2 separate regions of the Mus musculus genome follow, and region 1 is linked to region 2. The links are chromatin loops, found by intact Hi-C in ENCODE. Cell type or tissue: heart. All regions are shown on one strand. Each heading gives the region's core, and the rest is flanking DNA. Links, peaks and the distances in the headings are about the cores only. Region 1 has its middle 10 kb from the start of Gm46414. Region 2 has its middle 28 kb from the start of Gm32613.

What was found. Hi-C counts contacts between places; a loop is a spot of excess contacts. Peaks named below come from ENCODE experiments on the same cell type or tissue, not always from the same donor. Only the 100,000 strongest peaks of a DNase experiment are listed, where the experiment ranks them.
Region 1: a loop joins it to region 2, with 2.5 times the contacts of the local background. A loop is called at or near these places in 9 of 42 quality-filtered maps.

What each region holds. Positions count from the first base shown.
Region 1 is chr13:51,196,168-51,200,555 of GRCm38, forward strand. It overlaps the pseudogene H2af-ps2. Among named protein-coding and RNA genes, the nearest start is that of Gm46414, 10 kb to the right of the region's middle. In heart, for the core only: no CTCF peak of the experiment used is centred there; a DNase peak (open chromatin) is centred at 2,244.
Region 2 is chr13:50,961,878-50,966,265 of GRCm38, forward strand. No RefSeq gene overlaps it. Among named protein-coding and RNA genes, the nearest start is that of Gm32613, 28 kb to the right of the region's middle. In heart, for the core only: a CTCF peak has its summit at 2,377 (motif pointing right); no DNase peak of the experiment used is centred there.

The DNA.
Region 1 (4,388 bases), core at 227-4,226, 230 kb after region 2:
GACTGCTCACTATAATCCTTCACTATCTGTGTTCAGGGCAGTGAGTCCGTGTATATGTATATATGAGTATGTGTGTGTGTGTGTGTGTGTGTGTGTAGAATCTTGGGTGCTATTCCTCACCATCACTATACACCTTTTTCTGTTTGTTAGGTTTTTTGTTTGTTTGTTTGTTTGGTTGGTTTTAAAGATTTATTTATACACTGTAGCTGTCTTCAGTCACACCAGAAGAGGGCATCAGATCTCATTACAGACGGTTGTGAGCCACCATGTGGTTGCTGGGATTTGAACTCAGAGCCTCTGGGAAGAGCATTCAGTGCTCTTAACCTCTGAGCCATCTATCCAGTTCCTGTTTGTTAGGGTGGCTAGTCAGTGAGTCCCAGGGATCTGTCTGTCAGCTTCCTCAGGTCTTGGATTTTAAGTGAGCGCCATTCCACCCCTATTTTAAATGTGTCTTCTAGGGCTCAAACTCAGTTCCTTATGCCTGTGAGGCAAGAGTTTTCCTAACTGAGCACCCCTAACCACCTCTTCTGAGAAGTCATGGCTTGTAAGGTAGACAGCATCGCCAGGAGGAAATCGGTCTGCTCTGAGGACCTGCGCTCGTGATCTCCACACCACACAGCCAATGACAACATGCATTTCCAAAAAGAAAAATGGTTTATGCACATTTCTATAAATGCATGGTCGAACACACTGGTGGTTCTCAACCTGTGGGTCGAGACCTCTTTGGGGTCAAATGACATTTTCACAGGGGTTGCCTAAGACCATCAGAAAACACAGATATTTCCATTACAACTCATAATAGTAGCAGAATGACAGTTAAGAAGTAGCAATGGAAATAATTTTATGGTTGGGGTCACCACAGCATGAGGAACTGAATTAAAGGGTCAAAGTTTGAGAAGTGCTGGTCTAAAGTTTCTACCTAACTGGGCACATGGTGGGAGTATACAGGTAGATGGAGGATCTTCTGCTACACCTGGGAAGAAATAATCTGGATCGATAGACATAAACCCGTGAGCTCCGTGAACTTGACAGAATGGGTTGGCTTGTGTCGGGTACGGTGCCATGTTCTGTATTCTCAGAACTTGTGAGGCAGAGGCAGGTAGATACAGAGTTCAAGGCCAGCCTGGGCTTCACAGTGAGCTCAAAGCCAGCCTGGATTACATAGTAAGACCCTGTTTTAATTACCTTTCTTGCTGCTGTAATAAAACACCCTGTCAAAGCAACTTAAGGGAGGAAAAGCTTCTCTTGATTCATCGTTTGAGGGTTTGTTCATCATGATGTGGAAAGCAAAGGTGGAGGTGGCTGGCACCATTGCATCTACATCCAGGAAGGTGACAAATTAATGCTGGTGCCCAGCTAGCTCCCTCCTTCACAGGGGATTCAGAGCCCAAGCCCAGAGAATGATGCTTTTAGGGTGTGTCCTCCTACCTCGATCCCTACTTAATCAAGAGCATCTCTCGCAGGTGTGCCTGCAGGCTCCCCTCCTAGGTGACTCCAAATGCTGTCAAGTGGACAATGAACACAGACACAGTCTTCAAAAAGAGTTGTATTATCCAGGTTTGGCTAGACATGCTGTTCTCTTACCTAGCCAGACCTCACTTGCTTGGTGGGGACGTTCCCCTGGGCTAGCAAAGGACCCAAGCTGGTCATCCAGGAATAGCCCTGAAATGTGAACACTGAATTCTGTGCTTTGGTGTGCCTACACTGCCAGCCCCACTCCCGCACAAATTCAATCCCCATACATGGACACGGAGCCAGTTCCACTGGCTTCACCCCAAGGTCACCATGTTCCTAAAGTCTAGCTTGGCTCAAATATCTTTACCTACTATGGTCTTTTTTTCCCCTGTGTGGTAAACCTACCATTTTCAGTAGCTGGTAGATATGCAGGATTTATTTTTCCCAGTAGAAAATCCACAACAGGGTGAGTGTGGCTGAAGCTGCCTTTTTTTTTTCTTCTTCTTCTGTTGGCTCACTGTCAGTGCCCTCGAATAAATGACCATAATTAATAATGGGATTTAAAGGCATTCATCTTGTTCAACAACCAGTGGAGCAAACAGATACAATTACAGACAGAGAGACAATATAAACAGGGCTGCCTCTTGTCCAGTCTAATTCTACATATTTACAGCTGTGGGGTGTAAGGAAAATGAGCCCATCCAGTAGCAACCGGATGAGATTCCAACTGGGAGATTTATAACTGCTACTGGCCACAAATCACAGCTGATGTTCTGGGCCGAGTTTAGCCCAGCGTGTGTTTCTTACTCAGATCATGCTAAATATAGACTTGGAGCAGCCACAGGGAGGAACATCCAGGAAGACAAGGATCTGCCATCTGGATTCGCTATGTCTTTTTCCAACACAAGTGAATTCTTCCCAGAGTGTGGTTTCCTTCAAATCAAGCAAGAGATCCTGCGGATTCCTGGAGGGGAGCTCAGGCTGATGGGAAAATAGAACCCCACTTACATTTGACTTTCTAGCACTCTCGGACAAAATTCTGCTCTGTTGTACCAAAAAGTGACATCTGGCAAAATATAATAACCCTTCACAAGGTGATTACTCATGATTCCTCTTATGAAGAGACTCATTAGTGAAAGTTAGAAATGGTGGTGAGTGTTTATAGTACTGGCAATGGGGAGGCTGAGGCAGGAGGGTTGAAAGTTTGAAGCCAACTAGCCTCTACAACAAAATGTAAACAAAATTACCAATAAGGATGGGTCTTGTGCACTTTCTCTTCATGCTCAGCAGCACTGCAAAGAAAGACCTCAGAGCTGTAGAGTTTACCAAAACGTCAGAGAGGTTCTGTATAATGGTCCGAGTTTTTTTTTTTTTAAGTGCCTTATGGGGCTGGAGAAATGGCTCAGTGGTTAAGAGCACTGACTGCTCTTCCAAAGGTCCTGAGTTCAAATCCCAGCAACTACGTGGTGGCTCACAACCATCTGTAATGAGATCCAATGTCCTCTTCTAGTGTGTCTGAAAACAGCTACAGTGTACTCGTATATAACCATATATAGCAAACAAACAAACAAAGAAATAAATAAAATGTCCCTCATGGGCTCAGATACTTGAACACTTGGTCCTCAGTTGGTGATGCTCTTTGTGGAGATTGTGGAACCTTACTGGAGGAACCTTACTGGAGGGAGTATGTCACTGGGAGGGATCGGATTTTGAGGATGAAATCAAGCCCACCCAGCTCCTAAAGCCATTCTTTGCCCACCACTATGGACTGTATTCCTGCAGAACCATAAGCCAAAATAAATCCTCACTTCCGTAAGTTGCTTTTTGTCTGTATATTTCACCATAGCATCAGGAAAGAAAGTAATACATCCTGGATTGAGTTCTGTGATTCCCATAGCCCTCCAGCCCATTGGTTATCTTCGGGAAGCGATTTTAAGTTTTTAAAAACTTGGCAGCAAAGCTCTAGTCACAACAGGGAAGGAAGTTTCAAGCTTCCTTAACAGGAACGGAGGCTCGGGCTTAAGGTTTTGAGTTCTATAGTTAATTAGGAGCAGAGGAAGGCATGGACTTCTGGAACCCGAGATCCTCTCTTCTCTGGCATAGTGGCATTGGTTGAGTATAGATTTAAACCTCTCCTTTAGCCTCCTGTTCTCACACTGAGCTAATCCTTTGCACCTTTCCCACTTGGGAATGGAAAGACCATTTGGCTGCAAAGGGGTGAAGGGGGTAAAATTAGCTGAAGGAGCCAAAGGAGAATCCATATATGACCTGAAAGAGCAGTCTGGGAAATCTAGGGGAGAAGTGGGCAGAGCTGTGTTTGAGGGACAACCCACAGGGTTTGCTGACCGTCGGATGCTGAATGGTGACGGGGAGAGGCCAGTCGTGACACCCAGGACTGTCAGGTTGTGTACTATTGGGCATGCAGTTAAAACAGTCAAGGAATCTCTGTAGAGATTATGAACTATCAGAACCAAGCCAAAAGTAGTGGCCTAGACATTTTATTCATAGGTAAGAAATCTCAGAGTCATTATTTTGGGGAGCTTATTCATGAGTGGGAAAGCCTGCAGTTACAAGTCCCCACAGGGTCGAAGGTTTAGGGTAGAAAATGAGTCTGATATTAACCACACTGAACCTGAGAAATTCGTCATATTCAGTTTGTATTGTTGAATGGGAAGAAAGACGCATGGCTCTGGAGTGGAAGGAGAGGAAGGCTCTGGAATGGAAACATAACACAGTTGCTGGCCACACAGAGAAGAGATGGCTGGATATTGTTGTTTTCCCTTCTGTGATTAAAAACACCCTGACCAAAAGCAACTTGTGTGTGTGTGTGTGGGGTGGCTGTTATTTGGCTTACACTTCCAGGTCACAGTCCATTCTTGAGGGAAGTCAGGGCAAGGATTTAAACAGGCTTCTGGAACAGAAACCACGGAGGG
Region 2 (4,388 bases), core at 172-4,171:
GTATCCTGTGCAGTTGGGACAACCAACCTTGTTTACTGAAGTGAAAACACGTGACTTGATATTTAAATATAAATAAATAAATAAGGATTTGGAGAACACCAAAGAAGGCAGGAAGGATGAACACTGGGGGCCAAGAGACAGTTAAGGTAGCGACACCCTCCTGTGGCGTTGTCATGGTGAGACTGTGGTTTTGTGTGTGCACCAAAATACCAGAGAACACAAGCGTGAGCCCGAGAGATGCTATGGGCTTCAGTTATGAAAGCAGACAGGGACTGCGTGGTTTCCCACGGGGCTGTGCCCCAATAAGCTTATTGTAGAAAATAGTGTTCAGTCACAAGTCTGCTACACCGGATCTGCTCTCTGCATTGATGACTGTACCTTGGCAGTGAGCAAGGATGGACATCTGTCCCACTCACCATCTGCAAAGGCCACCAGTGAACATGAACACTCACGCTTGTCACCGGTCTCCCATCAGCTATTTCTATTGAGCTTACAGGCTTACAAGACTGTTTTCCCAACCAGGGATTGATAAATGTGGTCTTCGGGTCTGTGCCTTCTCTTTCTTCCTTTAGCAGTTTTTTGTTTGTTTGTTTGTTTGTTTGTTTGTTTGAAACCAAAGTGTTATCATGAAATGCGCTCCTGCTTATCCACCTTTCCTCTTTCGGGTCACACTTCGGGGCCTAGGTCTAAGAATTCTTTTTTTTGTTTGTTTGTTTGTTTTTGTTTTTGTTTTTCGAGACAGGGTTTCTCTGTGTAGCCCTGGCTGTCCTGGAACTCACTTTGTAGACCAGGCTGGCCTCGAACTCAGAAATCCGCCTGCCTCTGCCTCCCCAGTGCTGGGATTAAAGGCGTGTGCCACCACGCCCGGCTGGTCTAAGAATTCTTAAGCCCAAAGTCAAATGCTTTCTCCTATGTTTCCATTCTCATTTACATGTGTGGCCTCTTATGGTTAGATTTTTATTCCTTCTCTCGGTCCATCCACCTCCCCCCTTCCTTCCTTCCTTTCTTCCTCCCTTCCTCCCTTCCTCCCTCCCTTCCTCCCTCCCTTCCTCCCTTCCTCCCTTCCTCCCTTCCTTCCTCCCTCCCTTTCTTCCTCCCTTCCTCCCTTCCTTCCTCCCTCCCTTCCTTCCTCCCTTCCTTCCTCCCTCCCTCCCTTCCTCCCTTCCTCCCTCCCTTCCTCCCTCCCTTCCTTCCTTCCTTCCTCCCTCCCTTCCTTCCTCCCTTCCTTCCTCCCTCCCTCCCTTCCTCCCTTCCTCCCTCCCTTCCTCCCTCCCTTCCTCCCTCCCTTCCTCCCTCCCTTCCTTCCTTCCTTCCTCCCTCCCTTCCTCCCTCCCTTCCTTCCTTCCTCCCTTCCTTCCTCCCTCCCTTCCTTCCTTCCTTCCTCCCTCCCTTCCTCCTCCCTTCCTCCCTTCCTCCCTTCCTTCCTCCCTCCCTTCCTTCCTTCCTTCCTCCCTTCCTCCCTTCCTTCCTCCCTCCCTTCCTTCCTTCCTTCCTCCCTCCCTTCCTCCCTTCCTTCCTGTTATTTATATTTTAAGGACAGAGTCTCATATAACCCAGGCTGACCTTGAACTTCTGACACTCTTGCCACGCACGGCTGCCTAAGGACTGGGATTCCCAGCATGTGCCACCATAGTCAGTGTATGAATGCTGGGCTTGAACTGGGGGATTCATGCATGCTAGGCAAGCGCTTTACCAACTGAGCGTCACCTCCAGGCCCTAAGAATATCTTCTTATGACGTGTGTGTGTGTGTGTGTGTGTGTGTGTGTGTGTGTGTGTATCCCCAGCCCTTCTCTGTGTCTTATTCCTTTCTGTTTTGAGACAAAGTCTCACTCTGCAGCCCAGGCTGGCCTTGAACTGGTGATGCTTCAGCCACAGTCCCCACTGAAATCATAGACATGTTCTGGTCCCTCAGCATATTTAGCTTAATATATTAATATAACATATCTTGTCATGAATTTTGTTAAGCCTGTACTATTATATGGTCACTTAGCATATCTAAGCATACTCCTAAGAGGTGAGTGTCGGATCTTTTGTTGCATTCTCATTGGCCCCTAATGCACTGCACTTTTTCATTTTAGGTTTTTTTCGCCTCTGTTTTTCAGATCGTACATATTCTATTGCTTTCTCTGATTTCCCCTGACATATAATATACATTCTTCTATTGAGCCCATCCAGAGAGATTCTTTTGTTTCAAAGTTTAATCTTCAATTCTATCACTTCCTCTAGGCTCTGGTATGAGTGCTGTTTTCTTGCTAAAATCTGTTTCTTCATTTGTAAATCATAATTGGATTTACTCTTTTTAAAAAAATATTTTCTTTTTAAATCATGTATGCGTGTTTGTGTGCACTTGCATATGCATACGTGCAGATCCATGAGAAGGCCAGAAGAGGGCGCCATGTCCACAGAAGTCGGAGTTTCCGGTGTCTGCGCTGCTCTGCGTAGGTGCTGGGATGCAGGTCCTCTGCAGAAGCAGCAAGTTCTCTTAACTGCTATATTTACCATGTACTGTCACTTTCGTGATGGCTTCTTTAAGATCGTTGCCAGACAATTCCAGTATCTGATTCTTCCTGGCAGCAGAACCTGATTTCTTTTTTCCAGTTGTAATTGTCCCCGGTTCTGTTATGACAGCTGTATTTTTATTAGATCCTGGATGAGCGGATGTTATCAGGAGACCCTTAAGTCCTCTCTGTTAGCAGGCAGTATCTCTGCTCATGTTTAGTGAGCAGCTCATCTGGGATAACTGTCACGGGCTGACGGTCCAATGGCAGCAGCAGCCCCAAGCCTTTGCAAGCAATCGAAGCTGAGTTGGTGCTGTGAGAGCCAAGCTGGAGGCTAGTGTGGGAATACAGATTTCAGGCATGAGATGTCAGTGTCAGGAAAGCTGCGGGTGTGATTGCCCACAAGAAATGGCTTTATTCACAAGCCTGATAACTTGAGTTCAATCCCCAGAACCCATGGCAAAAAGCCAGATGTGGAATTCATCTGTCATTCCAGCACTCCTCGTTTGAGGTGGGAGGCAGTGACAGGAGATCAGCTAAAAGCCCGAACGTCAGCTAGCCTGAAATATGCAAGCAAGAAAAAACAAGAAAGACCCTGCCTCAACAAGGTAAGAGGAGCCATCTTCTAAATGGTGTCCTCTCACCTCTGCATATGCTTCATCGTACATGGTAGCCACATTCACATTCACACATATGTAGGGAGCCATTCCGGACTTCCTGGTCAGCAGGATGGAAGTCTGCTCCAGGTAGTAAACAAGCCCATGTTTGGTGGATGGCCCGCCCTTAATCCCTGATTGGCTGAGAAAGCCTGCCTGGTGAGGTGATGTGACCTGTGGTAATTGGTGGGGGCGTGGTTGTGGCTGGAGAGGAGAAAAACACTTGTAACTAGAGAGGCAGGGGATTTGAAGTAAGTAGCTGTCTGAGTAAACTGCTTAAAGAAGAACCGGTGTTTGCATCTTTCTTGCTGGTCGAGTGGGACTCGACACACATATATACATCATGCACACGAATAGCCATGATGATGAGAATGATGGTGATGATGAGAATGATAGTAATAATAATGAACTTTTTAAAAAATATATACCCAGAAGAGTGCAGAAGTTTGGGACAGTCAAGGCCATCAGAGCTCCCAAGAGCAGAGCCCAACACCTGTTCATGTCTAACGAATGAAACCCATAGGCAACAATGAATGTGAAAGGCAAAGAATTATGTTAAGCAACAGGGAGAGCCTCCTGAGACCATGAAGCCATTCAAAGATGACTGTTACTAGAGCTCCACTCAGCCAAAGGGGTCTCAAGAAAAGGTTGTAACTGTGTAGCTCTTGCTTGGGGTTAAAGGATGGGCTTTGCAGAAAGGAGGGAACCACAGGGAGAGCAGCCAGAGGCTGTCAATCAGCCTGCTGCCACCTGCGTGCATCTGTGGGTTTCCAGTAAATGGGATGCCTTTAGTTAGAGTCCCAAGTGGTTGTCACCAAGCAACAACCTGTGTGCTCAGCAGGAGGCGCCGTCAGGGTTAGGAGCTCACTTGACTACCTGGTGGGGTCCAGCTAACTCCTGGCCTCACCAGAAAACACCCCTCCCCCACCCCTCACCTCCTGCTGGCACTAAGTCTTGCCATTTTTGGTGGGAGCAGGACTCTGCTTGGTCCCTACGGCTACCTGCTCATTTTGGAGGTGGCTGGGGACACCAGGCTAAGCAAGAGGAAACTCTTCTTGATTCTACTGCTCAGCTGTTTCTGTCTCAGGGGTGCATACTGTGGTCCTTGTGTGTAGGAGGTACAAACAGAAATATTTTAAAAACGAAAACTCAACTTCTGTTCAGAAAATAAAATTCTTCATTGTTATTTTTTTAATTAATCTTATTTTATATTTTATGTGTATGACTATTTTT